Regions from separate parts of the Mus musculus genome. Here region 1 is linked to region 2. The links are chromatin loops, found by intact Hi-C in ENCODE. Cell type or tissue: left cerebral cortex. All regions are shown on one strand. Each heading gives the region's core, and the rest is flanking DNA. Links, peaks and the distances in the headings are about the cores only.

What was found. Hi-C counts contacts between places; a loop is a spot of excess contacts. Peaks named below come from ENCODE experiments on the same cell type or tissue, not always from the same donor. Only the 100,000 strongest peaks of a DNase experiment are listed, where the experiment ranks them.
Region 1: a loop joins it to region 2, with 6 times the contacts of the local background. A loop is called at or near these places in 1 of 42 quality-filtered maps.

Annotation. Positions count from the first base shown.
Region 1 is chr13:99,030,762-99,044,855 of GRCm38, reverse strand. No RefSeq gene overlaps it. Among named protein-coding and RNA genes, the nearest start is that of Gm35493, 35 kb to the left of the region's middle. In left cerebral cortex, for the core only: no CTCF peak of the experiment used is centred there; no DNase peak of the experiment used is centred there.
Region 2 is chr13:98,969,458-98,986,047 of GRCm38, reverse strand. H2bl1 (H2B.L histone variant 1) reads left to right here and starts at 1,483. Exons shown (of 1, transcript NM_027064.1): 1 at 1,483-1,958. The coding sequence starts at 1,532. The coding sequence ends at 1,903. It also overlaps the pseudogene Gm47052. In left cerebral cortex, for the core only: no CTCF peak of the experiment used is centred there; a DNase peak (open chromatin) is centred at 8,129.

The sequences.
Region 1 (14,094 bases), core at 4,561-12,560, 59 kb before region 2:
CGCTTCTGAATCAAGACGTGAGCTCTCAGCTACTTCTCCAATGCCATGCCTGCCTGCCCACGGCCGTGCTCCCCTCCCGGATGGTCATGGACTCCAACTAAACCTCTGAAACTGTAAGACCCAAATAAGTTCTTGGTGTTATACGTTGTCTTGGTGATGGTGTCTTGTCATAGCAATAGAAAAGTACCTGAGACAGCTGGTTAAACATCCGTGTCAAAATGACTGGCTGGGTATTTGATAAAAGCAAGATACTCTTTTTTATCACTCCTTAGGATGAATGAAAGTGTATGACTGGTGGCTTAAAATTCTAATTTGATTGTTATTATTAAACATACAATCATCATGAAGGTGTACAGATAGGCTTAAACACTATGGACTTCCCAATAATGTTTTGGGTATTTGAGATGCCTCTGCTGAGATAAAAAAAAAAAAAATCAGTCATGCCACTCAATACCAGTAGAGCTGAAATAAAATTCATTGTGTGTTTAGTCACCTATTGCCAAATCTTGGGGTTTAGGGGTCCTTCCAATCCTCGGGAAGAAAAGCATAGGTTTTATCAGCTCCCTATGGTCTGTACTGAGAAAGGCTAAGATGCTCTTATGTTTTAGCGCTGAATTATTTCATGTTTCTCCAACCTTCATTTCTTGGGGTTTAGGGGAGACAGTTAAACCTGTTTCTATCTTATGTGCAGCATCTTCCTGGAGAAAACTCAACTTAGTTACTAGGAACTGAGCTTCATAATACCTGCCCCACTCTGACTGCCAACCACACACATCTCACAGTTTCACTGCATTCATGCCCAGCCAAGTAGCTTTAAGCAGTAATATCTTAATGCTCCTCCTGCCACCTCCAAGGATACAGGGTTCTGTTGGTAATGACAAAGGACAGATTACACTGGTCAGAGGCCCAGCAGTCCTTGTTAAACCGAATGTGATAAGCTGTTGGCAAAGAAGGAAGGAGGAAGGAAGGAAGGAAGGAAGGAAGGAAGGAAGGAAGGAAGGAAGGAAGGAAGGAGAAGGAGCAGAGAGAAGGAAGAAAGGGAGGGAGGAGGAGGGAAGGAGGGAAAGGGGAAAAGGGGGAAGGAAGAAGAAGGGGGAGGAAGGGAGGGAGGAAGGAAGGGAGGGAGGGAGGGAGGAAGGAAGGAAGGAAGGAAGGAAGGAAGGAAGGAAGGAAGGAAGGAAGGAAGGAAGGAAGGACAGAAGAGATAGGGGAAAGAAGGAGATAGACATGCCAACTCCATTCTTGGAACTTCAGTACTGGGCCTCTTTCATCACTGCATTGCCAAGGCCTCACTAGTACCTGGCCCACAGAAAGCACTCAACAAATATTTGCCAGATGATTAAAATGAGCAATGAACTATGGGTAGAAAATAATGGGACCCAATGGTACAGACTCACATGAAGATCTGGAGTCCAGATACTTAGCCTCAAAGAACTATTTAATTAACTCTACAGAAATCCAGTTGTGAGTCAGTGGCTGTGGAGACTGGATCCTGGACCTCCTCCTCCAACACCAAAGAGCAAAGACATGCAACCCCCTATTTGTATGCAACTTATGCATAGCTCCCCATATACTTGAGTCTCTAGACTCCTTATATCCCTAATGCAATGCAGTGCTATGTGGACAGTTTTATTTACATTGTCTAGACAATGATGACAAGGGAAAAGCCAACCTGTGTGTACTACAGAATCTCCTTTTTATAAGTGTTTCAGTCAGTATTTGGTGGTGTCTTTGGATTCGGAGGCACAAATAGAGTCTGTGGACTATAGTATAGTTGCCCTTACTCCATACAGGAGCAACTGAGACTAAAAAGCCTAAATAACTTGGCCATGGTGAGACACTATTGGGAGATGGCTTCTGCCCACCTCCCACCCCTGGGCCTAGACCAGTAAGGTCACTGCTGCTATCCTGCCGGACATAGAAAGATGGCCATGGGTGAGCTTATTTTCTTCCTGATTCACAGTTAACACTGAACACACCCCCACCCAGAAGTCTTGTCCAAGGCCTCAAAGGTCACAGAAGAGAACAGTGTTACTTACAATCAGGCGCATTAGCTCCGGGCCTGAGTGGAATGGGAACATAGGTTCTAATCAGCAGCTGCCTCTCCAGAAATCAGTGAGATTTCTCATGACTTGGCAGAGTTGAGTTATGAGCAGGGACTCTTCCCTCTTGGAAAGTGCTCTAGTGCGTTGGGAGTAGAAAGTTGTGGACTGTAGGTTTCAGGGCACTGAGGGAAAGAAGTCATTACCGAAAAGCAGAGCGGACAGGACACTCTTCCATGCTAGTAACCTCCAGGAAGAAAACACCTTAGCTCCGGCCCTAGGTTGGGAGATGTAGCAATGGAAATTGTGGGTGATTTGCATAGGACTGTCCTGACATCATCATTACAAGTCATAAGGACTTGTAATCATCATACGGACTTCCTCAGATGCGGACCATAAAGCCACTTGGCCACCAGTCTGTTTCTGTTATTTCTCCTACATCTCACATCTACAGGAGGAGAACCAAATAGGACGGTATCAAAGAGAGACTCTCTGCTAAGCGTCTCTGCTGAGTGACAAGTTGATGAGAGGCACCAGTAGGTCCTCCCTAGACTGTGAGTCACCACTGCTAATAGTTTGTACCACTCTAGAACCAGTGGAAGGGCTGGTATGGCTGAACGTACTAATCCCACAGCACAGCTATAAAGCAGATCTTGCCTCCTTCTCACCCAGGGTGGGATCTGAGGACCAAGGAGGGGGAGCAAGTACACTAAGCTCACAGCCCGAAAGATAACAGAGGCAGGCTCTAGAGCATACCAAGTCCGGGGTCTCTGTCTCTTCACTGTGATGCCTCCTTAGAAATAGATGAATACCACTCCTTTGCTCCAGGAGGGTCTAGCCGGGTATAGTATGGCATGTCCATAGTCCCAGCACTCAGAAGGCTGATGTGGGAAGATCACAAGTTCTAAGCCAACCTGGGCTCTATGACAAGACCCTGCCTTTTAAACAAGGCTCAGGAAGGAGAAAGCCTTGCAGTGTCTGCCTGTAACTTCAGCTACTTGAGCTTCTTCAGCAAGAGGATCCCAAGTTCAAGGCCTACCCAGGCTACAGAGCAAGTCCAAGTCCAGCTGAACAACTTAATAGAAGGAATCGATTTAAAAGTGCTGAATACTGATGACAGAGCACTTGCCTGACACGCACAAGACTCTAGGTTCAACCCACAGCAGCGAGAAGGTGGAAGAGGGGACAGACTATTGTGAGTGGCAGGAGAAGGCGCATGCACATACCCCAGATGCCAGATGGAACATGATCATAGCTCACACAGAGATGTCGTTGTGGGCCACCATCTACTGTGACTTTTCACCGTGAGGAGTCTATGTGCCGCTGCTCCTGACATCGCCATTCACCCATGACCCCATGACAGCTGGAAGAGGGCAGGGGTTCACCACAGTCATACAAGGTGTAATTGAATTCCAACATTTGAGTCTTGGGAAGGGTCAACTGCCTCTGGCTCAAGAGCTCACCTGTTTACCTCTAGATAGGAGTGAGGGACCAACTAAAAACCACAGAGCATCCTGGACAGTTCACTGTTCCTGCCTTTCTATGAGTCCCAGACCCCCAAGGTGACCCCTATCTTTCTCCTAGTCAGTGTGCTAGAAACCATTTGAAGCATCCCAGGGCAATGTAGCTTATTCAATCCCACTTGGTGCAGAGGTCTTTGGGGGCGGGGGAAGGGGAGGGATGATAAACACCACAGCTCTGAGCTATTCTAGGAAGCTGCTTTCCACATCCACCCACAACCTACTCGCCCGTCATAGCTGTGTGCCTGCTACGGGCAAAGATACATCACCTACCTACACATGACAGCCAAGAGGGAAGAAGCCTTGTCTCACACACTGGCTCCTCCTGGAGCTACCTTGCCCACTCTGTATCACTGCAGAGCCAAAAGGCACCATGGGCATCTGCGCCTTATGAAACCGGCTTGTTCCCATGTGGTTCAAGGACAGATGCCTGGGAAGACAGCTATAAGACCCTCAGAACACCCTCTTCAACAGTTTGTCTGGAGCCCTAACCTCTCTTCTGATATCCTCCAATTTCATATGGGGAGGTGTTCTGAGACTCCTGGCTCCTCCAGCCTTCCACACTGATACCATCACTCAGACCCCTGAGCAGCAGGGTGGGCCCCATTCTTCATCAAGATGGAGAGACCTGGGTGGGATAATGAGACTGTGGGTAATCAGGCCACAATATCTGCCACTCTACTGATTGTTAGCATTGATTCAGAGTCTAGCTGGCCAGGCGAGTGGCCCTTTTCTTCCTCGCTGCTCTGTGTGTACCCTTCCTGAAGCTGCAAGCTAAGTGGAAGAGAACGAACTTCCTCCATTGTGGTGGTTTGAATAGGAATGCTCCTCTCCCCACCCCACCCCCACCCCCCCACACACACACCCCAGACTCAAGCATTTGAATGCTTGGTGTGGGAAGTACGGCCTTATTGGGGTGGGTGTGGCCTTGTTAGAGGAGGTGTGTCTAGGGGGTGGGCTTTGAAGTCTCAGACACTCAAGTCTTGTAGAGTGTCACAGTCCACCTTCTGCTGCTTGCAGATCTGGTTGTAGAACTCTCAGCTCCTTCTCTAGCCCTGTGTCTGCCTGCAGGCCACCATGCTTCCTCGCCATGACTATAATGGACTAAACTTCTGAAACTGTAAGCCACCTTCAATGAAATGTTTTCCTTTATAAGAGCTGCCATGGTCGTGGTGTCTCTTCAGAGCAATAAAACCCAAAGACGCCTACAGAGGATGACCATTGGTCGAGGGTACACCAGACCCTGCATTACCCTGTATTACTCTCCAAACACGCTTTCGAGGTGGGGCAATTGTGGGGTGCAACTGGTTTTTTTGGAAAATAAACCCTGTTGTACCTCCTACAACCAAAGGAGAGGAAGGAACTGGAGCAGAAGGAAGGGTCCTACTGACCGGCAAAAGACTGCAAGCCCCTCAGGCTAAGGTGGATCCTGGGCTGCCAGGTGAGCAGTGATGCATCAGTCAAACTAGAGAGCTAGCCTGTGGTGGCCATGATTAAACCACCAGCCATCAGTGTCTTCCACACGCTATATACTGAGCAAATCACCTTATGTATGCAGTTGATGCTCGTGATACCCCTGGGAGATGTTATCACCATCTCCATTATACAGATGTGGAGAGTAAGGCACAGAGAGATCAAGTTGCTTACCTTAGATCACACAACCAGAAAGAGGCACAGATGGGATTTGAACCCAGGAGGTTTCAGGACCACCACCATGGGAGTTCCAAAGAGATTGAGAGAGCAGAGAGCTACACCACAGACTCCTCAAAGAAAGCACAGACGCCTGGGTCTTTAGAGTCCCTGCTCTTGCAGAACTAGGGTTTTCCTTTTGTTTAACAAGCTGCCTTGGGGCCCTGTCTGCAGGGTGGCCACAGGCCCAAAGGGCTTTTGGTAGCGAGAATTCCCTAGGCTCCTAGCAAGAAGCTGAAGCCAGAGAAGTGTGTCATCTCTGACGCAGTGACTGACACCGGGGTCAACTGTAAGTACAGTATGTCGCCCCGCTTTCCAAGCTGGGTCACCCACTTAGCTTTTATCTCCCGTATCAAAGGTTTCTCCACCTGTGCAGAGGGGACAGCGCTTGTGTCACTGGCGCAGCCTGGACCTGCACAGTCTGACTTTGAAGGTAATCACTCTGCTCACTGCTCCCATGACTGGCCCCCTTTCCTAGTAGGTCACCACCCCAGGTACCTCTTAAGAAGCCAGCTAGCTTTTCTAGCATGGCCAGCCTGATTTACAGCCGCTACTAGTGAAAGGCCATTTGCCTGAAGAAAGAACACCTGTAACCAGAAACAATGTCCGTAGCCTGCCCCTACAGGGCAGGCTACCACAGCGTGAGAGGTGAGGTAGGGGAAACAACTGCTCTGTTGACTGTTTCCAGTGCAAGCACATTCCTTCATCTGCTCCCAGACAGAAGCAGCAAGAAAGGGACTCACTGTGGCAGAAAGGCGCACATGCGACATGCAGAGATTAAACCACCCAGTCTCTACCTGTGGAACCAGGAATGAGACCGAACCGCCTGAAAACAAAGAATCTCTTTGACCAAACTCCAGCCAGTCTGCCCTGAGCCCTCTCTGGTTAACTCTCTCTAAACCTTGGACAGGCACGGGTGTGAACGAAACACAGAGGACTCGGACAGTTCAAGGTCACGACCCTTAGGATGCTCCCCTACCCCAAAGCAGCTGCCTAAGGATATTCCCAGCTATCAGAGGAGTTTACTCATTCCTGCAGGAACTGGTTATTCCAGCCATGTCCTGTCTCTCAGCTGCGGTGAGATCCTGTCTTGGAAAGTCACAGGGGATCAAATTACGTGGGACTTCCATGGACTGCTCCCCACCTCCTACCTGCATCATCCTTCCATCCCCTGAGTGTAGGAAGACCCTATCTACCTCCTACTCTGTCTCTCCCATTCTCCAATGGCTGCCCACGCACCCTGTCTGTAGCTACTCCTTGTCACTGACCTCCACAGACAAGGTGTGGAATGCAGGGGGAGGGGTGCGGGAGTGGGGAGGAGTGGGGGAGGGGGCTTTGCATTATAAGGTTCTGGTTGCTAGAGTCTGATTATTTTCTGCTCTTTCTCTATTTTCCAAACATTAAGAACTAAAAATATACCACTTCTGCCTCAAGTGGGTGTTATTTCTGAAAGTAAAAAGGAGGGATGTGTTTTTGAGTAAAAAACAAAAAAAAGTTAACGCGGTGGGGGGGGGTGGACACAGTACTGTGCATGTCTGCAGCTCTCAGCCAGGTCACTGGCCCCCCCTGGGAACTCATCTTACAGTTGGGTGGAGTGCTGCCTTTCTGCCCACCCTCCTCCTCTCCCGGCTCCATTAGTGCTACCCCCATCTGACAAGAAACCACTTACTCTTGCCCCCATTGAGCAGGACTTCAGCTATGTCCTCCAAGAAGTGAATGGCTGAGAAGGCAGCTGTCAAAACCAGCCTGCACAGGTTCCTCCGGGTGGCCACCTTTTGAAAGGGTTTTGCCCTTTCACTGGACCAACATACTAGAAAAAAGTGCTAGCCCGGTCAGTAGAAAGAGCCAGGCCTGCAGGAAGTGACTGTGCCCATACGTCTTAGCTAGCTGTGAAGAGACACCATGACCACAGCAACTCTTATAAAGGAAAACATTAAACTGGGGCTGGTTTTACAGTTCAGAGATTTAGTCTATTCTCATCATAGTAGAAAACATGACGGCACCAAGGCAGACATGGTACTGGAGAGGTAGCTGGGATTCCTACATCAGGATCCTCAGGCAACAGGAAGAGCTAGTGACACTGGACCTAGCTTGAATATCTGAAAGCACCAAGTCCACCTCTAGTGACTCATTTCCTCCAACAAGGCCACACTCGCTCCAACAAGGTCACACCTACTCCAACAAGGCCACACCTACTCCAACAAGGCCACACCCACTCCAACAAAGCCACACCTCCAATCATGCCCATCCCTAAGAACCGATGGAGACCGTTTTTATTCAAAGCACCACACCTTGTCTTAATGAGCACAAGTGATATGAGCACAGACAGGTCAAGGACATCAATGTCTCAGGCTCAAGGTCATGGCAAGGCCTTCCCAGGGTCAGGCTGGGGTGTGGTGAGTGCCTTCCTCTGGCCTGGCCTGAATATAGACGTTGACAAACAGTTGCCCTTTAGGTAAAAACAGTATGTGCAGAGATCCACAGCATCCTTGTCTGGGTGATCACCTGATCACCCCCTCCTGTCACTGCTCCCCCCCACAGAAGCCCCCACCCCACCCACTGAGATTACTCATATAACAAATGCACTGGCTATCAGAGCTGATGGCCCACTGTGTGCACGGCCCACCTGATCCCAGCTTCATGTTACTTGTATCTTTCTTTCTTAGTCTCTAATAACTAACTCCCAGTCAGATTTCTAGGACGCAGCCAAGCAGGTCCCAGCATAGTCCTCTGTCAATACCTGCCACACAGCCCTGCCTTGTGATGATTGCACACTTATATTCAAAATAGCTGAGCCTTATTCCTGTGCTCAGAGGCTGCCTGTTGCACGTGGAATTCTCTCCCAGTCAGCCAGTCCACACAGTGACTAGACCCTCCTGTATGCGATCCCTCTCAGAAACAGTTTCAGTGTGTCTCCTCCCTACATGCCCCTTCCTCCAGGCCCCTCTTAAGGTCATCATATAGCAAGAAGTGCTGAAGACAGGTTGCCTCCCATTACAACAACAAGCAGGCTTGCTTACTGTCCATTATAAAAACCCACGGCTTTTTTTAAGCTCAGGATTCCTCCTGGTGATGCAGCCTACCAAAATGACAGAAAACAGCCATTAGCCTGAAAATGCCCTCCGGCCATTGCCATCTTTTAGTGCAGGTGCCCTCTGAAACTGTTGTGAGTCACTGTGGACAATAAGGCTTCAAGGATCTGCTCACATTGCTGATGCTCCGCCCGCCATTGTGCCTGAGAATGGCAATTTCTTTTTCCCCAGTGACTCCTTGTATCTTCCATGCCGTGCCAGTAGCCATAAAACTAAAAGAAGCTGAGGAGAAGGGCGATTCTGTAGGAGAACCAGCAGTCTCATTTAATCTGGACACCGGAGGTCTCTCAAACACTGGACCACCAAACAGGCAGTGAAAGAACCTAGTGGGGAAACCCCCACTCAATTTCTGTTCGGCGCACACCCAAGAATCACGAACAGACGACCAACTTGATGTAAGAACACGAGGTAGTTTAATGGCGGAGCTCTGGGTCGAAGCGTATCTCACGCAGGAGACAGTGGTTTCGACCACGAGGCTTGGAAGCTAGGGGTTTTTATAGAAAAGGGGTGGGGCTGGGGGAGGAATTGGCGCGGTTTCACATGATTGGTTCATTTAAACATCAGCAGGGAAGAATTGGCGCAGTTTCACATGATTGGTTCATTTAAACATCAGCAGGCTGTCAGAAGGGCGGGAGATAGGGAGGTACCAGGCCAGTCAGGACAGGTAACGATGGGCCTGCCCGGGCATGTCCCAGCCTGTTCTGCTATTTTCTCAGCCCCAGGTTTCAAAGCTCACAAACAACTCTTTAGGCTATTTGACATACATTACATGAATCACAGATCTCAATTTTTTAATTTTCTTTCAGCAGCATACACCAGCTGATATGAGGCCCACACCCGTGTTCATTCAGAGAGAATGCACCTAACCCTCAAGAGACTGGAAGCCCCAGGGAATTTAGAGGTCAGGAGGGGTGGGGGGTGGGGTCATCCATGTGGAGACAGGAGGTTGGGAAGGAGGTCTGGGATGTGGAACAGTCAGAGGGTGGGGTGGAGGGAATAAAATATGGAGTGTAAAAAATTTAATTAATTAATTAATTAATTAAAACTAAAGCACACTTCCTTACCTTTTAGTCTGGGGCAGGGATGTCAAATTTCAGGACACTCTGGGCCTGTACCACTCAGCCAGTGGGCGTATGGGTCTGCCTTTCTCAGACAGGGCACTTGCCATGGTTCTCTTGCCAGTGGCTAATATTAATGAATCTTGACTAAAGCCATGCTTGATGTACTCAAAATAAAGCGAAAGTTGTCCCAAAATGTCAAGAATAATGACAGTTCGAGACTTCTTCATGAAAACAGCCCATTCAGGTCAATAAAGAAAATGGAATTCTTTTAGAAAAAAATGGGGGGGGGGCAGATGGCTCAGTGGTTAAGAGCTCTTGCTTGTTTCACCTGCAGAGGGCTGAGTTCAGTTCCCAGCACCTGCATGGTGCACTCAACCATCCATACTCCCAGTCCCAAGGGATCCAATGCCTTCCTCCTGCTAATTTCCCTTACCAAGCACGCAGATGGTTCACATACACACCTGCAGGCAAAACACTCATACACGTTAAAACAAATATTTAAAAAAAAAAAGATACAGCACAAAACATTAGAACACCTCTATCTAGGATCACTCAAGAAACAGTTGCACTCTTCCTGTAAGCAGCCAGAGATGACCTATGAAGATGGTTTGCTATTCTCTTGACCCAGAAAACCCCACAAAATCATGCAAATCAAGAGTTCACTTTAAGAACACCTGGGAAACTGCCCAGGCCATCAAGAGTACGCATATCCGAAAAGCCACCAAGTATCTGAAGGATGGTCAATTTAAAGAAGCAATGTGTGCCGTGCTGGTGGTATAATGGTGGAGTCGGTAGGTGCACCTAGGCCAACAGTGGGCCTGGACACAGGGACAGTGGCCAAAAGAGAGTGCTGAATTTTTGCTGCACATGCTTAAAAATGCAGACAGTAATGTTGAACTTAAGGGTTTAGATGTAGACTCTCTAGTCATTGAACACATCCAGGTGAACAAGGCACCTAAGATGCGCTCACGAACCTACAGAGCTCATGGCCGGATTAACCCATACATGAGCTCCCCCTGCCACAGTGAGATGATCCTCACTGAGAAGCAACAGATTGTTCCAGAGCCAGAAGAGGAAGCTGCACAGAAGAAAAGGATATTCCAGAAGAAACTGAAGAAACAAAAACTCATGGCACGGGAATAAATTCAGCATAAAATAAATGCAGATAAAGTAAAAAAGAAAAAGGAAAAAAAAAAGAAACAGTTACAAAGAGACAGAGAATATGAACATGGTGGTCTATGTCCTGGGGCCACTGGGACCACATCTCTCCCCAGGACATTATTTGCTAAATAAGACACTGCTGTTCCATCATATGGCTTAAATTATAAGTACCGTGGAAATTTGTAAGCTGGAATTCATCCCTGACTCCAGCCCTGTAGTGGGTTAAAAATTGGCTATGATTGTATAAATTTGGCCATATTTAGGCTTCATCCTAAAATACCGCTCAACAACAAAGTAATTACAAGGTTTAGTCTGAACCATTTCACACAGTTATTCCCTTTAATCTTGTTTTCAGCTCTGGGAAATAATGACCATTCCACAGATAATAAGCTCTGAAAATAGAGCATTCGGGGCCAGAGTTTAGTAATCAGAATGCACAAGAAAATTAATTTGACTCATTTTTTCCAGTCTAAGTGGTTGCTGCGCTACCTGGCAGCCAGGCACAAGCAAGCCATGGGGACAGATGTGCTTGGTGCATGGGAGCCAAGGTTGGGAGTGCTCTGAGTCTTTCTCCTTTCCTGAATCCATCGACCTCACACATCAAGGATGCTAGACTCATGCCGGGGCTTTCCATACTACAGAATCAAACTGTGGTGACTAGAGAAAAGGGCCCCCCGAACTCCCTCCCCCTGCTGCTTCCCTTTGGGATGACAGGTGCGGTGCTCAAGGGAAAAGAACCAAGGAAAGAACGGGGCCCTGGGGCTGGGAGAGAGTGGTGCTTACTCCTGTTCTTCCCAGTCTAGCAGAAACTCCACAGGGGAATAAGAACTGCATGCCGGTGGCCCTCAGTGTCCACATGTTCTTAGGAACTAATCACTCAAACCTCTGACAGCGGTCCAGGGAGGAGGAGATGGCCTCAGTAGATAGATGCTTCCCCATTTACCATCCATGTCTCTGTCTGTCTCTGTCTGTCCCTGTCTCTCTCTTACACACATACACACACACACACACACACACACACACACACACACACACACAAACACTATTGCTACTTGGGTGTGGCAAGAGTCCCCCACCTCCTTCCCTGATGGCCTAAGGGTCCTTTAGTCTCCCCATTGCTCCACTCCTCTTTCCTGTCATTTCCTATTTGTGTGTGTGTGTGTGTGTGTGTGTGTGTGTGTGTGTGTGTGTGTGTGTGTCTTCCATACCCCTGTCACAGGCTAGTAAACATTGTCTGATTCGTGGCCAGGAAGATTCGCACATATGTTCTGCTTTGGATTTTTGTCAGTTTGGTCTCTCCTCAGTGGGTCTTTGACTAGTTCTCCTAGCACAGTTTGGTGAACAAGCTTGCTTTTGGGAAACTTCCTGCAAACGGTGAGATCTTTCACTCTTCCAATATTTCAAGTCTTAGAAGTTGAGTTTCAAGAGCTTCAATTTTGTTCCCAAAGTTTGCTTTAGCGTGCCCTTTGTTTCTGGTGAAGACAAAGACAGCGGTGATATTTTTAATTGATGGCTCTTAGGGATTTTTCATGATAGCCAGCCACCCCAGATTCCTTTTCTTAATTAAAGTGGTATCTCTGGTGTTCAGCATTATGTACAGCAGGAAAGTAGATGCCCTCTTTGTGGCTGGAGGGAAGGAAATGACAGGAAAGAGTGGAGCAATGGGGAGACTGAAAGACCCTTAGGCCATCAAGGAAGGAGGTGGGGGACTCTCGCCACACCCAAGTAGCAATAGTGTTTTGTCTGTAACATGTTCACATCTCTAATCATTCTGTCTTGACACCTCCTTTAGTCTTGTCTGAGAAATAATTTCCAGTATAGAGAGGTTTTGTTTGGGGTTTTCATTTTTCATTACATAAAGTGGTGGGTTGGAAAAGCATAGGTCCCATAGGGAGTAACACTATTAGGAGGTATGGCCTTGCTGGAGTAGGTATGGCCTTGTTGGAGGAAATGTGTCACTGTGGGGCAGACTTTGAGGTCTCTTATTGCTGAAGCTATATGTTGCAGACTCCCTAGAGACCATGTTAGTCCCTTTTGGAAAAGGTCCCTTCACTCTGTGAGTCTCTGGAGGGTAGATGTTCCCTCCATTGGCAAATCCTTGTGATAAACATTATTTCCAAAACTGACAAAGTTTGTCAAGAAAAGTCAGTTTTCTCAAGTCAAAATTGAGCTCTCATCTGCCTGCCTCCCCTTCCCCGCCCCAGCAGGGCCCAGCTCATTAGAGATTGAGAGTCTGGGAGCCATTTGTTCTCAGAGAACACACAGATGTGATTGCTGCTGTAAAATGCAAACTGACTGCAAATGAAAGAAGAATGTAATCCTCACAATGGGGTTAGAGTTACCCCTCCTTTTCTCCAGTTCAGCAAGAGAATTAACCAAACGTTTATAAAAGTCCAAAGAATGCAAGACCAAGACAGTTGAAGGAAGTGCCTTCAAAGTGGGACAGATAGATACACGCAGCAATGTAATCCTTTTGTGTAGATTTAAGTCCTGCATTATTGCAAAGAGTGTGCTCAGATGAATATCAAATAAGTCTTCATCAGTGGCCGCTCCTCCTCCAACATTCCATAACAGAAGTGACTCTAATGGAGCTGCCTGCCCAGACACTGGGAAATTCATATCTCAGGGTGCCAGGAAATAATGCAATCATGGTTTGCAAATGCAAATTTAGGGGAGTCTCTAGACTCGGTAAATAAAGATTTATGAGTCTACCTCATTAATATTTCTTGCAAGCCAAGTATGGCACAAACGGCGTGAGATGAAATTCTCCGTAGCATCTTAAGCATCCAGTTCATAATGAGATATGGAAATGCTGCCCGGCGGACAGTTTGGAGTCAGGGTTTCACACTAATAGCAAAGCTCAATCTCCTTTAGGGTACATTTGCCTCAATTTGCTGGAGGAGTGCTGTAAACACCAGTCGCCATTTTGTGGCACATAAAACAGAGGCATAAATTGATGTTTCTCCTGGTTTGAGGTTTTTATGCTGCCAATCTAGCAGCAAACATCCACAGGGAAAACACATATGCTCCAGGCAGAATGGAAATTTTGTATTCTCATCAAAGTCTCCTTTCTTTTGTTTGTGTATCTTAAAGGGGGAAAGAGAAGTTTCTGTTCCAGCTGCGTTGGGAGCATAAAACCCCAACGAACATACTTCCTTTCATCTAACAGCATTTTTATGATGCTTTTTGATGCTTGTGTGTGAGAGAGCACGGTTTCAGAAAGCAAAATGCCCCACCAGGACCAAGCGAGGCCAATTGCTTAGAGAAGTATACAAGTGCGTCTAAGATGCAGCTCTCGGTGCTATTCTGCACGGAACATTCGTTTCTATCTCAAGGACACGGGTGATCCCTTTGAAACATGCTGACCCACTTTCTTCAGGGTGAATGTGCCCAAACAAATAAAATTCTCATGTCTAGCCTTCACTTACCATTTCTATCTTTTCTTTACCCCCTGGGGAAAAGACTCACTTGCATACAGATTTCACAATGCCTTAAAAAAAAAATAGCTAACGCCACTCAAGTGGACAAT
Region 2 (16,590 bases), core at 4,546-12,545:
CTCGGGCACCAGGGACATGAATATGGTGTACGCACATACATACCAGCAGACATCCACACACACATATTTTTTTTAAAGAAATTAGAGGCAGGGTTCTGGAGGGTGGGAGAAGAAAAAAAAAGAAATTAGAGCTAATTTAAAGTTACTTGCCATCATACTGTCTTCCCTCCTATATTTAAGTAGAAGAAACAGAGGAGAAACAGCTTTCTGGAAGCTACACACAGCTCTCTGCCTTCCTAGGGCAGAAACTCATTTCGAAGGACATTTAATGAGACTATTAATAGCAGTGGCCATCATGAATAATTGAAATGCTCATGAGTTATTGTCATAGTTACTTCTTTTTTATTTTACTCAAGGGTAGATTTGATTAAGAAAGCATATGAGGATTTCTTAAATGAATACCAACATGACACATGGCAAGAATGACCCAACAAAGTGTCTTTGGGCTAATGACAGAGCTACAATATCAAGCAACAGCAAACTGTGTCACTAAGGCTATAAAATATACAAGAATGATGTTCTCATTGTAGAAGGTTAATGAACACAGTTCATATCATAATCTAAACAATAAGAGATGGGAGTTTTGAATTCTTCAGTTGGCTCCTAAGGAGCCAACATCATGAAAATGAAATGGTCGACTCTTTTTAGAGGGAGGACTGGGAATATGGTCTCCCACTACCACAAACTATGCAGTCAAGATTTCCCCACTTGGGGTCAGCATGTGTGAGGTGCAATGTGGAAGCCTTGCTGTTTTATCTGCTAAGTACTAGACTTCATTGGCTAAATAAAGGTCTCAAATAGGTTGTTGCTATTTTGGTTTTGTTATGTTTACTTCTGTGTGTATGAGACAAAGAGAGATGTGTGTGTGTGTGTGTGTGTGTGTGTGTGTGTGTGTGTGAGAGAGAGAAAGAGAGAGAGAGAGAGAGAGAGAGAGAGAGAGAGAGAGAGAGAGAGTACCTGTGTGTCATGGCATATGCTTGGGAGTCAGGACAACTTTCAGAAGTTGGCTCTCTCCTTCTACTATAGGTCTTGGGGATCAAACTTAAATGTTTAGGTTTGGTGACCAGCACCTTTGCCCAATGGTTATTATATGAGTTTATGCATGTTTGTGTAAGTAATGACTTACACACACAAAAAGCTAACATTGTTTTTGTTTTGTTTTCCTATTGTTATACCAACCACCGACTTTGGCAAGCTTTTGTTCAGTTCTGATTAAATTGTATAGGATGGTTGCAAATTACTATGGAATAAAAAGCAGAGAGCCTGAACACTCTCCTTCTCAGCTTGAGGTTGGCCTCAGTCCTTGTACTACCCTCCCACTCTGAGGAGAGCCCAAGGGGAGCCACTTTCTCCTCAGCAACAGGTCGGAGGCTCTGTTGCTATGTGTCTGTGACATAGGAAAGTAAGTACCAATCAGAGAGGAGCTCTGGTAACATGACTGTGACACATCACTATAAGTAGGACAGCCAACCGACATCCTCTGGCCCTTCTCCTCTCCATTCCTAAAGGACAAGGAGAAACAACATCTACAATGGCCAAGCCCACCTTCAAAAGACAATGCTACATCAAAAGACATCTAAGACCATTGTATAGAAAGCACTCACGTTGCTCTAGCATCAATTTGGGCCATGGAAATTACTCCCTTTACATAAACAGAGTCCTGAAGGAAGTTGTCCCTAACAGGGGTATATCATCCTATTCTGTGGACATCATGAACATCCTCATCAATGACATCTTCGAACGCATTGCTACGGAAGCCTGCCAGCAGATGTTCCTCAGAAAGCGCTGTACCCTCACCCCAGGAGATATCCAGCAGGCAGTGCATCTGCTGTTGCCGAAGAAGCTGGCTACGCTTGCTGTGACTTTTGGAAGTAAAGCCGTCCACAGATTCATTCATTCCTAAGCTCCATCCATGTTCAAGCCTAATTGAAACTTGGGGAAAGTAAATGAAATTGGCCATAACCTTGCTTAGAGTCACTTATTTATTGTACTCTATTTTACATGTATAGGATGTTTTGCCTGGTACCTGAGAAGGCAGAAGCGGACATTGGGTCCCCTGGAACTGGAGTTACAGGTAGTTGGAGTCTACATGTGGATGTTGGGACCCTAACCCAGACCCTCTGGAAGAGCAGCCACTGCTCTTAACAGCCGAACCATCCCTCCAACCCCCGTTCTTCCATGAACTTCCACCCAATTTATTAAGTTTAGTTTTTATTTTTCTTTTTGAGACAGAGTCTCACTGTGTAGTCCTGGCCTGAAATTTGTTATGTAGACCAGTGCCAACATGCTCGGTCATTTTATTAAGTATAAGATCTTTCTAAAGATAATGAAGCTTTTTCCCAATTCCATCTCCCTACCTGCTAGCCTGAGCCCACTCCCAACTCCCCACCCCCATTCTTTGGATTGTCTTTGTCCTTTGCTATCTATGTATCCCTAAGCCAGAAGTTCCGTTTTGTTTGTATTGCAAGCACAAGTTCATAGCGCATATGTTTCTCTCTCTACACTATTTCTTAGGTTCCTGCCTGCAGATGAATGTAGATCTGGGTTGCTTACACGCCTGTTCTATCTAGGATGCCACACTGTCACAACTTGTCATATGCCCTTTCCTGAGAGAGGTCTAGAGTGACTTGTTTTTCACTAGTAGAGTTGCCACAGTCACAGAAACATAACCCAGCTGATCACACCCTACACATATTAATTTACTTAACCCCACAAAACTCTGTAAGGATTAAATCATTATCCTCAGGCCATGGAGGATGAAAGCAGGCACTGAGAACCCATCACGTGCTTGAGGTTATCCTGGTGGGTGGGTTTGGCAGGGCTGGGTTTGAGCATATACCAGGCTTGCCAGGGAGACCAGGCGACACAGTGTGAACAATCTCCCTCAAGAGCTCTTCTGGGGAAAGACCTTGAGAGCAGGATTCCTGAGCCCTTGGTGTCCTGGACTCAGTTTTTCCTAGGTGCTGCTGGCTCATCTTCCAAAGAAGAGATGTTTGTAGCAGACTACAGAAATGTGGGGTTTTTTTTCTTCTTCTTCTTTCTGGTTATAAGAGACACATAAATTTCCACAAGGCAAAATAAAAAGAAATTGCTTGTTTTTATGTTTCTTCAGAGGTTGGAACTGAAGCCACTCTAAAGGAGGAGGCCTTCCCTGATGGGTGCCCAGGATACATTCTGTTTCTCCTGGGTTCCTTTGCTTCTGAATCTAACTTGTCAGAGTTCCTGAAAACCCCTGTACAGGCCCTACTCAGCTAACCAGGGTGTACACGGAGAGGATGAGCTACTTAAAGCTGATCTTCATCAGCCATTCCAGCTACCTGGGAACCATCTCAGCAGACTCACAGCTCAGTGACAGACAGAAAGGCCCTGAGGTCTAAGAGGGAGAGGGTCAGAAAATCTCAACTTCTAAGCCAATCCCATATGCAAAGATTATATATACATATGTATACATACACATACATATACATATAATATACGTGTGTGTGTGTGTGTGTGTGTGTGTGCATTCACCACAGCACTAAGTGAGTCTTCTACTTTTGTGTGCAGATGTTCAAGAAAAACAAGCACCAAAATATCCCTAACATGACCCAGGAAGCCTAAAGAGCATTCAAGCCCTACCGTGTGTTATTGTAGCCAGTGGCCAGCCCTGCTTGTGATGGCGGGCCCCTGATATCACAGTACAGCTGTTCGTTCCTATTCACACTATTTTTTACTGTACTCTTTTCTATGTTTAGATTCACAAGCACCTACTTACCTTTGTGTTATAATGGCTTGCAAGGTACAACACAGTAGTGTCCTGTACAGGTCTGCAGCCTGGGTGCAAGAAGCCTTATCATCTAGTTTGTGCAAGCATGGTGTGTTATGTTTGCATAACAACACCAAGCTACCTGATGATATAATAAATACCTAAAAGTAAGTATATTAATTGATTTAAAGATCTATTTTATTATTATACCTAAGTACACACTGTTACACTGTCACTGTCTTCAGATGTACCAGAAGGGAGTGTTAGATCTCATAATGGATGGTTGTGAGCCACTATGTGGTTGCTGGGATTTGAACTCATGACCTTTGGAAGAACAGTCAGTGCTCTTAACCACTGAGCCATCTCTCCAGCCCCCATTAATTGATTTTGAAAAGAGCTCACTGTTATATGTTGGAGCATCTTTTGGGTATATTCCCTGCAATGGTATAGCTACGTCTTCAGGTAAAACGACTTCCAATTTTACGAGGAACCACCAGACTGACTTCCACATGGTTGTACCTGCTTGCGGTCCCACCAGCAATGGAGGAGTGTCTTCTCCACATCCTCACCAGCATCTGCTGCTGCTGGAGTTTTTTTTATCTTAGCCATTCTGACTGGTGTGAGGTGGAATCTCAGGGTCGTTTTGATTTGCATTTCCCTGATAACTAAGGATATTGAACATTTCTTTGGTGCTTCTCAACCATTTGGTATTCCTCAGTTGAGAATTCTTTGTTTAGCTATGTACCCCATTTTTAAATAGGGTCACTTGGTTCTCTGGAGTCTAACTTCTTTGAGTTCTTTGTATATATTGGATATTAGCCCTCTATCGCGTGTAGGATTGGTAAAGATCTTTTCCCAATTTGTGGGTTGCCATTTCGTCCTGTTGACAGTGTCCTTTGCCTTACTGCAAGCTTTTCAATTTTATGAGGTCCCATTTGTCAATTCCTGATCGTAGAGCCTGAGCTATTGGCATTCTGTTCAGGAAATACCCCCTCCCCCACATGTGTTCAAGGCTCTTTCCCACTTTCTCTTCTATTACATTCAGTGTATCTGAGTCGGGTGTTGGTGGTGCACGCCTTTAATCCCAGCACTCAGGAGGCAGAGGCAGGCGGATTTCTGAGTTCAAGACCAGCCTGGTCTGCAGAGTGAGTTCCAGGACAGCCAGGGCTACCTGAGAGAAACCCTGTCTTTAAAAAAAAAAAAAAAAAAAAAAAAGATAAGATTTAAAAAAAAAAGATTCAGTGTATCTGGTTTTATGTGGAGGTCCTTAACCCACTTGAACTTGAGCTTTGATCAAAGAGATAAGAACAGATCAATTTGTATTCTACTAGTTGACCTCCAGTTGAACCAGGACCATTTGTTGAAAATGCTGTCTTTTGCTGGGCGTGGTGGCACACACCTTTAATCCCAGCACTTGGGAGGCAGAGGCAGGAGGATTTCTGAGTTCAAGGCCAGCCTGGTCTACAAAATGAGTTCCAGGACAGCCAGAGCTATACAGAGAAACCCTGTCTCAGAAAAGAAAAAAAGAAAGAAAGAAAGAGAGAGAGAGAGAGAGAGAGAGAGAGAGAGAGAGAGAGAGAAAGAAAGAAAGAAAGAAAGAAAGAAAGAAAGAAAGAAAGAAAGAAAGAAAGAAAGGAAAATGCTGTCTTTTTTCCACTGAATGGTTTTAGCTTCTTTGTCAAAGATCAAGTGACCATAGGTGTGTGGTTTCATTTCTGGGTCTTCACTTCTATTCCATTGATCTACCTGTCTGTCCCTGTACCAATACCAAGCAGTTTTTATCACAATTGCTCTGTAGTACAGCTTGAAGTCAGGGATGCTGATTCCCCCAGAGGTTCTTTTTTTTTTTTTTTTTTTTTTTTTTTTTGGTTTTTCGAGACAGGGTTTCTCTGTATAGCCCTGGCTGTCCTGGAATTCACTTTGTAGACCAGGCTGGCCTCGAACTCAGAAATCCACCTGCCTCTGCCTCCCGAGTGCTGGGATTAAAGGTGTGTGCCACCACACCTGGCCCCCAGAGGTTTTTATTGCTGAGAATAGTTTTCCCTATCCTGGGCTTTTTGTTATTCCAGATAAATTTGAGAATTGCTCTTTCTATCTCTGTAAAGAATTGAGTTGGAATTTTGATAGGGATAGCATTGAATCTGTAGATTGCTTTTGGTAAGATAGCCATTTTTACTGTTAATACTGGCAATCCATGAGCATAGGAGATCTTTCCATCTTCTGAGGTCTTCTTTGACTTCTTTCTTCGGAGACTTGAAGTTCTTGTTATATAGATCTTTCACTTGTTTGGTTAGAGTCATACCAAGATATTTTATATTATTTGTGACCATTGTGAATGGTGTTGTTTCCCTGATTTTTTTTTCAGACCATTTATCCTTTGTGTAGAGGAAGGCTACTGATTTATTTAAATTAATTTTATATCCAGCCATTTTGCTGAAGTTGTTTATTAGCTGTAGGAATTCTCTGATAGAATTTTTGGGGTTGCTTATGTATTCTATCAAATCAAAAGATGCTCCAACATATAGAAAGGACACATGCTCCACTATGTTCTTAGCAGCCTTATTTATAATAGCCAGAAGCTGGAAACAACCCAGATGTCCCTCATCAAAAGAATGGATACAGAAAATGTGGTACATTTACACAATGCAGTACTACTCAGCTATTAAAAACAATGACTTTATGGAATTTGCAGGCAAATGGATGGAACTAGAAAATATCCTGAGTGAGGTAGCCCAGACATAAAAGGACACACATGGTATGTACTCACTGATAAGTGGATATTAGCCCAAAAGCTCAGAACACCCATGATACAACTCACAGACCATATGAGGCTTAACAAGAAGGAAGACCAACGTGTGGATGCTTCAGTCCTACTTAGAAGGGGAACAAAATAATCATGGGAGGTAGAGGGAGGGAGGGCATGGGAGGGAGAGAAGAGGGGGAGGAAAAAAATGGGGCAGGATCAGGCATGGGAAAAGAGGAGAAAATCCAGAGGGTCAGGAAATGAAATAGAAATATGTAGCAGTAAGGGGTAGGGACCTGGGGGGAGCCACTAGAAAGTCCCAGATGCTAGGGAAACAAGATGTTCCCAGAACCCAAATGGGATAATATTAGCCAAAATACTCAACAAAGGGGAGATAGAACCTGTAGAGACCATCTCCAGTAGATAGACACAGACCTCAATTGAGGGATGGGTCACCCACCCATCTCAAAATTTTTAACCTAGTCTAAAGGAAAGGCAGGGACCAAAAAATGGAGCAGAGACTGAAGAAAAGGCCATCCAGGGACCACCCCACCTATGGATCCATCCTATCTGTAGATACCAAACCCTGGCACTATTGATGATGCCAAGAAGTGCTTCCTGGCAGGAGCCTGATATAGATGTCCCCCTGAGAGACTCTGCCAGCACCTGACTAATACAGATGCAGATACTCACAGCCAACCATTGGGGACCCCAATGGAGGAGTTAGGGAAAGGACTGAAGGAGCTGAAGCAAATTGCAACCCCATAGGAAGAACAATATCAACTAACATGACACCTCAGAGCTCCCAGGGACTAAACCACCAGACAAAGAGTACACATGGAGGGACCCATGGCTCCAGCTGCCTATGTAGCAAAGCATGGCCTTATCTGGCATCAGTGGGAGGGGAAGCATAGGGGGGATGTGGGAGCGGTGAGGCAGGAGTGGGTGGGTAGATGGGAAGAGGAGCACCCTCTTAGAGGCAAAGGGGAGGAGGGATGGGATGGGGGGCTTGTGGAAGGGAGACCAGGAAGGGGGACAACATTTGAAATGTAAATAAATAAAATAACCAATAATATAAATAAAAGAGCCACCTGACAACTAAATCACTTCACAGCACATTGCCCAAAAGGACGGACTTCCCATTTAGAAGAGAATTTACGAAACACAGGTTTGGATAATGATGCATGCTTTGCGAGTTTAGGCTAGCAGGCTCTCAAAGCTTGACACCTTAAGTTAGTTCACAGACCAAAAATAAATACATAAATAAATAAATAAATGTATGGTTGATGTTTCAAATCACTGGAATAAGGAGAGCAAATGCAAAAACCATTCCATAATTCAAGCAACGGTCTAATTACGAGGAATTTCCTTTCTAGATTGAGGTATGAGCTTTGGGTGAAGGGAGTCTCACATTCCCTCTGCATTGGCATGCGTTTTAAAGCAGAATATAATAAAAATAGAATTTCAAAATGAGATCACTCTTCTTGGGAAAAAAAAAATCTTCAAAATACAACTGTTTTCATGTCTAATTATAAAAATGCATATGTGTAAAAAAAACACCTTATTTTTGGAATTTTTGTAAAATATATTAAATACATGCAAGTTCTCACTATGTGGCTCAGTGGCTGCTGAACAATGATTGCCACCAACCATCTCTACAACCTTGTGCCTTACTGAACCTGCACCACGGCGTTAAGTAGGGTTTTACTGCTGTGAACAGACACCATGACCATGGCAACTCTTCTAAGGACAACATTTAATTGGGGCTGGCTTACAGGCTCAGAGGTTCAGTCCGTTATCATCAAGGCAGCAACATGGTGGCTTCCAGGCAGCCATGGTGCTAGAGGAGCTGAGAGATCTGCATCTGAAGGCAAAACGAAGACTGGCTTCCAAACAGCTAGGAAGAAGGTCTCTCAAAGCCTAGGCCCACAGTGACACACCTACTCAAACAAAGACACGCCTCCTAATAGTGCCACAATAGTGCCACTCCCTGGGACACACATATTCAAACCACCACAACCATTAAACTGTAACTACCCTTCTGTCTTCTCCTGGGTCCCAGTAAAACCAATCCATCCTTTGACCCTAGGTGTCTGACTCCTCCAGGTCTGCCTCTAAGTGAAGTTCTGTATGATTTCACAGCCATATCACGCTGTGTAACAGCTTCTCCTGCATCTATGCTGAGAATATCAGACTTTCCTTCTTCTTAAGATTAGATAAAATTCCTCCATTTGCATCTGTCTTTATTTGTTTGCTAATGGGTGATTACATTTCCTTTGTCTTTCAGCCATTGTAAATGGTGTTGCTATGGACATGGTATACAAATATCTACCAAAGGCTCTGTTCCCAGTGCTTTAGAGTAAATCCTTAGAAGTGAAACTAGGAGGAGCTAGAGAGATGGCTCAGCAGTTGGGAGCAGTCCTCTAGAGGACCCAGGTTCAATTCCCAATACTGACATGTCTGCTCACAGCTGTGTGTAATGCTAGTTCCAGGGCATATACATGCAGGCAAAATACCCATACACAAAGTAAACAATACAATCTTTCTTAAAAAGTGAAACCTGGGGTGGGAATACTGAAGAGGTGGCTCCGCAAGCAGGTCATGTGTCACTTCCTGTCAAGCTTGACCACTTGAGGTGAATCCCTAGGTCCCGAAATCTCTGACAATTAACAGGGTGAGGTCACAGGTCTCTTCCAGCCCTTCCAGCCATGGCTGCCCTACGTTGACATAAGAAAAATAAAATTGAACTTATTTATGCCAGTATTATTTTGAATTATTGTCATTCAGACTCTAACTTAATTCAAACACAGACATCCAGAAGATCACTGACTACCATACAATGTAGTTAGCCTCAAGATGATTACAGACTTATTAAATAAAAACGTATTAACCTAGAAATGGAGGCTGATAGCTTGTGGACTGCCAGATGATGCTGTGGCAAAATGAAATCTCATGTCACTTAGCAGCCCTTTCCTCAGAGATACACAATGCAGATGGCAAGAGCCTGCCTGTTATCAGTCTGTTGGACATATGATGTGATTATGAAAGATTACTGAAAGCACAAAGATATTAAAAGACACAAAGGAGATAGGAAGCAATTTCCTACCAAGTCAGCAACATGAGCAAATATGGATTTTGTCATTGTTTGAAACTAGTGGTACACACCTGTAGCCTCCCTTAAGCCTGAAGCAGGCTGAGCCAGACCTTGACCTTGCTGCCACTAAGGAGATTATCTAGGGTGGAGCCTTCCTCCCTAGATCACTCTATTGTTCAGCCAGGGTCTCTGTACCTCTTTAAGATACTGCTACCTGCTGAGAGGCCCCGGGATCTATTCTGGAGACTACTCCCTATCCTGCACGTCATCACCTGCAGCTGGTTCCAGGTTCCAAAGATGAATTGGCAGGAATGGGCTTTCCCCCTCTCCTTTATACATGTGAACCTTGAGCAGACTAGTTGTCTTGGTTCCATTATTTCTCAACCTGCCTAGGCTCCCTCTTTTCTTTCAGTTCCAAGATGCCTTCCAGGCTCGAACCTGAACATGTGAGCCGATAGCCGGCCCCAACACACACCATAAGGCATGTCACACACCAACAAGCAAAAAAAAAAAAAAAAAAGTGGATTTTTTTCTCAAGGCAAATGATGTATTTATTTATTCACCTATTTAATTATGCTGGGGAACAAATACAAAGCCTTGTACATTCTTTTTTTAAATATTTATTTATTCATTTTACATCCTAATATCAGGGTCCTCTCTTCTCCCATTCTACCCCCTCAAAGCTCCTCCCCTTCCATTCCCTTCTCCCCTTCTCCTCTGAAAAGGGGAAGTCCCCTCCCACCCACCCGCACCCACACACATCAGTCATTGTAGGACTAGGTACATCTTCTCTCACTGAGGCATGCAAGCTGATTTTAAAGTGAAACTCACCCATTAACAAAGCTGGGGCAAACTAGAACCAAGCCAGGGGCAACAGATACAGAGAAAATGAAGAGAAGACTCTTAGAAGACAAAAATTGTAGCAGTTATAACGATATGCTCAGATCAACTGCCAACTAGACATTCCCTGGGGCTCTGGCCCAGAAAACTTAATGACTGGATCCAAGTCATTAGGCAGTGTATACTTAGCACTACCGTGTAAAATAGCTATGCAGTATGCAACCAATGGTTTTACATGGTGGCATATGAGGGGGATCCCAGGAGTGCTCAAAATACATGTGGCTCACTAGCACTTGTTGGAGGCTCAGGAGAGAACAGGTTGGATTTCTAAGATTTGAGATCATTTCTTATCAGACCTGGCTATGTTGCACACCAGGTGTTGACAAACAGTCTTACCTCTGACAACTGATTATTTCAGAAGACATTTGGCAGTGTGGGGGAAGCTAGCAGGCTATGTAAGTTGCCTTCAAGATCAACCTGGGCTATTCCAGTTAGGATCGAAAAGAAAAACAACCAAAAGTTCTTCAAAACTACAGAATTCTTTCAAATCCTTTAACAGCTGATAAGATTCGTAGAAAATATACACCTGCCTCTTGGTAAGGGGTCTTGCGTTGTTTAAGATAGTAGACTTAATAAGCCATGAAGAGTATGGTGGTTTGAATATGCTTGGCATGGGAGTAGCACAATTAGGAGGTGTGGCCTTGTTGGAGGAAGTGTATCGCTGTGGGGGGGTGGGCAATAGGACTCTCCTCCTCACCATGTGGGAGCCATTTTCTCCTAGCAGCCTCCAGATGAAAATGTAGAACTCTTATCTCTTCCTGTATCATCTGTGCCAGGATGCTCCCACCTTGATGATAATGGACTGACCCTCTGAACCTGTAAGCCAGTCCCAATTAAATGTTGTCTTTATAAGAGTTGTCTTGGTCATGGTGTCTGTTCACATCAGCAACCCCCTAACTGAGACAGAGTAAGCCAGTAATCCCTCCATGGCCCCTATTTCAGTTCCTGCCTCCAGGTTCCTGTCTTGACTTCTTTTCCTTAAGGATTACAAGCTGTAAGATAAAACAAACTCCCATGGCCGGGTATGGTGGCACACGCCTTTAATCCCAGCCCTCGGGAGGCAGAGGCAGGCAGATTTCTGAGTTCAAGGCTAGCCTGGTCTACAGAATGAGTTCCAGGACAGCCAGGGCTATACAGAGAAACCCTGTCTCAAAAAAACAAAAAAACAAAAAAAAAAAAAAACAAACTCCCCTTTTTCCTCCAACTTGCTTTTGGCCACGGTGTTTTATCACAGCAGTAGAAACCGTAACTAAGATACATTTATAACCATTGAGCCATCTCTTTAGCCGTCTATTTTTAGACTATATATGTAGATTTACTTTAAAAGTGGATTTCTCATAGCCAACATGTAGGTGCTAATTTTTCAAACCAACTTGATGACCTCCGTTTTATCACCAAGGCTCTTGGGTCACAGATAGCCACAGTGATTAATTTTTTTTCAACTCATAACCAGTTTTATTTCAAAAGAACCCTGTATACATTTATCAATTCTAGTACCTTAATAGCTACCCAACAAGTCGTAACATACAGAAACATGCATCATGAAAAGCAAGAATTATCACCCATCCATTCTGCGTATTAGCAACTTGTCACTCCTGAGCCACAGTGCTCACATCACTGAGGTCTGTGAACAGTCACTCTTTGCATTCATCCTGAGTGAAAGATGGAGTGACTTAAGTACAAATGCAACATATTGTAAACAATTTCTTACAAAAAAAAAAAGCACAAATTAAATCAAAGTATTTTACAGAAATTACTACAAAATGCCATAAAAACCGCCTTAATTTAAGCTCTCCCGCCCCCCCCCCCCCCCCCCCGCTCTCCTCCCCTATCTGTCGAGCCAACTGGATGTCTTTGGGCATATGGTGACTCTCTTGGCGTGGATGACACACAGATTGGTATCTTCAAACAATCCCACCAGGTATGATTCACTAGCCTCCTGAAGGGCACCGATGGCTGCACTTTGAAACCTTAAGTCGGTTTTGAAATTCTGGGCCATCTCCCTCACCAAGCTCTGGAACAGCAGCTTCCGGATGAGCAGCTCAGTCTATTTCTGGTAACCACGGATCTCTCTTAGAGCCACGGTCCCGGGCCTGTAGCGGTGAGGTTTCTTCACCCCACCGGTAGAGGGCACCCCACTGTTTGGGGAGAGGGACAAGAGGGGTGCTTTCCCGCTGGTGGACTTCCTAGCGGTCTGCTTGGTTCAGGCCATTTTCTTTGACCCAATGCCGAAGTCTGAGGCCCTTGCTGGGATAGACGTGGTACGCTGTAAGTGCTTGAACAAGAGCTGCAATCTTCCCCAACGAAAAACCAAACCACTCTGCGCCTTTCTGAAGTTTTAAGATCAGCTTTTGGCTCATGAGCTTTGATGCTCACGTGTTTGACAGATCACTGTGTAATAGTAGGGTAGACTGCCTCCTTTATCATCATGTAATGCTGTCCCTGGTAACTTGTGGTATCTACTCTTTCTCCATTCAGTAACTTTGATTTTATTTTTTTTAAAAATATATATTTTCAAAGACTTTATTTTGTAAAAATTATGTGTAAGCGTGGGTATGGGTATGTACATGTGAGTTCAGGTACCCTCAGAGGCCACAAGACAGTGTGGGATTCTCTGGAGCTAGAGTTATGGGCTGTTTTGAGCTTCCTGGTACCTGGTGGTAGAACTCATTTAGGAAGAGGAAACCTCAGTTAAGAAAATGTCCTGACAGATTGGCCCAAGAGGCATTTTCATAATTGGTTATTAAAGTGTGAAGGTATAGCTCCATGGTTGGTAAAACCGTGTTTGAGAAGACCTGGGCAGTGGTGGCGTATGCCTTTAATCTCAGCACTTGGGAGACAGAGGCAGGCAGATTTCTGAGTTCGAGGTCAGCCTGGTCTACAGAGTGAGTTCCAGGACAGCCAGGGCTACACAGAGAAACCCTGTCTCGAAAAACCAAAAGAAAAAACGAAAAGCCAAAACTGTTTGAGAAGGATCAGGAGGGGTGGCCTTGTTGGAGAAGGTCTGTTAACTGGGGGAGGGCTTTGAGGATCCAAAAGACTTGCCATTCCCAATATGCTCTCTGCCTCCCATTTATAGATCAAAATGTGAGGTCTCGGCTCCTCCTTCTTCCTTTGATCTGCAGTCAGGTTCTTACCCTCTGAAACAATAAGCCCAATTAAACACTTCCTTTTATAAGTTACTTTGGTCATGTGTTTTATGACAGCAATTTAAAAGTAGCCAAGACAGTATTTAACATTGCTTTATACTCTCTCCTCTGGGAGACAGAGGGGGAGAGTCCATTTCCTAAGGAATCGCTCTGTGTCTCCTTTGGAGGCTTATCTTTTTCTGAGTTTATGACTTTAGACTGAAGTATGCCTGAAACGTTGCTTCTGCATGGGGATCTTGGGCAGGCAGCTATCAAAGCTGGAAATGGAGTGTTGGCAGGAAAGAGTTTCTATGGGCTAAGCATGATGTTGCTGAGGACCTCAGCAATGAAGAACATGGGGCCACAGAAAGAACCACTGGCCTATATGCATGGCAGCTATCTGGCCCAGCTTCTCTGGCTCCTGATGAAATGTCTGGTGAAGACCGTGGAATTCTCATGATGGGGATAATACTCATGGAGAGAGAAGAAAGAGGTTGTGGATCCATTAGGTGACAATGGTGCAGAAGAGGGCTGCAGGGCAGTGCTGAGAGGTGATTGTTCCTAATGCCCTGCATGGTGAGCATGGCTGAGCTCAGTGCCCTTTTATGGAATCATAGCAATGTCTGTTGAAACCTTGCCAGAAAGCTGGGTCATGCTAACCCTGAGTTACTAAGGTTTTACGTGAAAAGAACAGAAGGTCTCAAGCCATCACCATAAGCCTCCCAATGGGCTTCTCTTGACCTTACTTGTAATTACTTCCTGTAAAGGTCCCTCTAGCACGGAACACGGAGGAGCCGCTTGACATCAGCCTTGCTGATCCACGTTGGCCGCAACACTTGAGAATGTCAATAAACAAAAGAATGTTTTATCCCAGCTGGATATGTGTGCATTTAGATGACGCCAGAGTTAAAAGGCTTGTAAGAAAAACAGCCAGTACTATTTAACAGGGTAGCTAGCCAGCAAATGGCTCTCTAATGAGTCTTCCCTCCTAGTCCACAAGTCTGTACTCACACAGTCCACTACTGTGGTACATCAGCGTTGGTCTGAGCACTGCATAGACAGCATCAGGAATGACAATGTAGCTTGCAAGGCTATATCCTCAACAAACATCACCACTGCACCTTGATTGTCTCTTGGATCACTCTGAAGAAACCATGTACCATAGTTGAGGGACTAGCAAAGCAGTCCCATGGAAATTTTCAGATGGTAAAGAACGGACATCCTCTAACAACCAGCACCAACTTGTGAGTCAGGGTGAGTGAGCCACTTTGGGGAGTGAGTCAAGGCTTCTAAGGAATTGGGCCCTAACCAACACCTTACCTAGAAACTCACAAAAGATCCTGGAAGAGAACTACTAGCTAAGATGTTCCCGGAGTGAAGACCTACAGAAACCTCATAAAATGAATTAGTCCTCACTTTAAAAAAAAAAAAAATGGGGCTCCCTGTGAGTTCGAATCCAGCCTGGTCTATATAGTGAGTTATAGGACACCAAGGGCAACACAGAGAAACCCTATCTCAAAAAAACAAAACAAAATTATAACAGTTTTTACTCTGTGCATGTGTTTCTGAGTGTGTGTGTGTGTGTGTGTTGCACACCTGTCAAGACCAGGGTTTGTGTGTAGAAACCAGAAGCAACTTACAGGGTCAATTCTCTTTGAGCGTGGGTTTGGCAGCAGGTGCGGTTCCCACAGAGCCACCTCTCTGGCCTAAATCAGCATTTTTGTCGTGAGCTTTGAGATGAGTTGTTAGGCCAGAGTGTTGAGATCTTTTACTCTGCTTAAATCTATGTGAGAAAAACAAACAACCCTTCTAAAATAAAGAAAGCTTTGCCCCACAGACGGCTATCTTCCTCTGTCAGGCAGCTATTGTACATTTTTAGTCACATTGCAGTCCTCACCTAAAAATAATCATTTTGAGAAATAATAACGTCTCAGTCACAAAGACCCACCAACAAAGCGCCACACAGCTAGCGAGTTAGGCTGTTTGAACAATTAGATTATAATCAGGCAAATCATTGGTCCAGACAGTACCTGAGGGTAAACAATGTCATTACAGTCCCCTCGCTCCGAATGAGCAGGAGGGGAAATTACAGTGATTTGGTTTCAGGAACACAGAGTGCTGATGTACCACTGTGATTGTTAAAGAAACATTGAATGGTGCATTTTCTAAAGGAAATGTCTGCAGCGAAAGAAACATGTTGAAAATATGCAATTGAAATCCCAGGGGAAATGCTAACCTCCACAGAAAGTGAAGTGCTCAAAACAAAACAAAAACAAACAAACCTCTGAGGTCTAGCTGCAACATGACAAACCAACCAAAGTGACTTCGGATGATAGGATAAGAAGCGATCACTAGACACTAGAAACAACTCTCCACGTGTTGGGGGCTCTGAGATGCAACAAGTGATTTGGGACTCGACTCTCAGCATCATGTGTCTGTCTCTAAACCTAAGCTGCAAGTCACTGGAAGACAGGAACACTATGTCACTCAACTCATCGCCCAAGAGCTACAGCTCATTTTGAGTTCCCTAAGACGTAAAAAGCCAGAGAGGCAGGACTTCATAAAGGGTGCAGTCCTAAGGCAGAAGGGATGAAGGGGAAACTAAGGAAGACAGAGAATGGGAAGCAAAGGCAAGGAAGTGTGCAGACCATGGTGATGTGTCTCCATGACAGCAGAGCCTGACTAGTGCAACCAGGTGGCCAAGGCAGAACACACCTGAACAAGATAGGACTGAGATAGATAGATAGATAGATAGATAGATAGATAGATAGATAGATAGATAGATAGATAGATAGATGAACTCTATGACTGTAAATAGTACTTGGAGGGAAAGCTGGAGCAACATAGCCACCAACTCCACCCTTACCCGCATTTCCTGCTGTATCAATTGCTTCTTGTTGCCACAGCCAAATATCTAATAAGAAGTAATTTTTCAGGAAGAAGGATTTACTTCTCAGAGTTTAAGGATATGGTCCGTCAT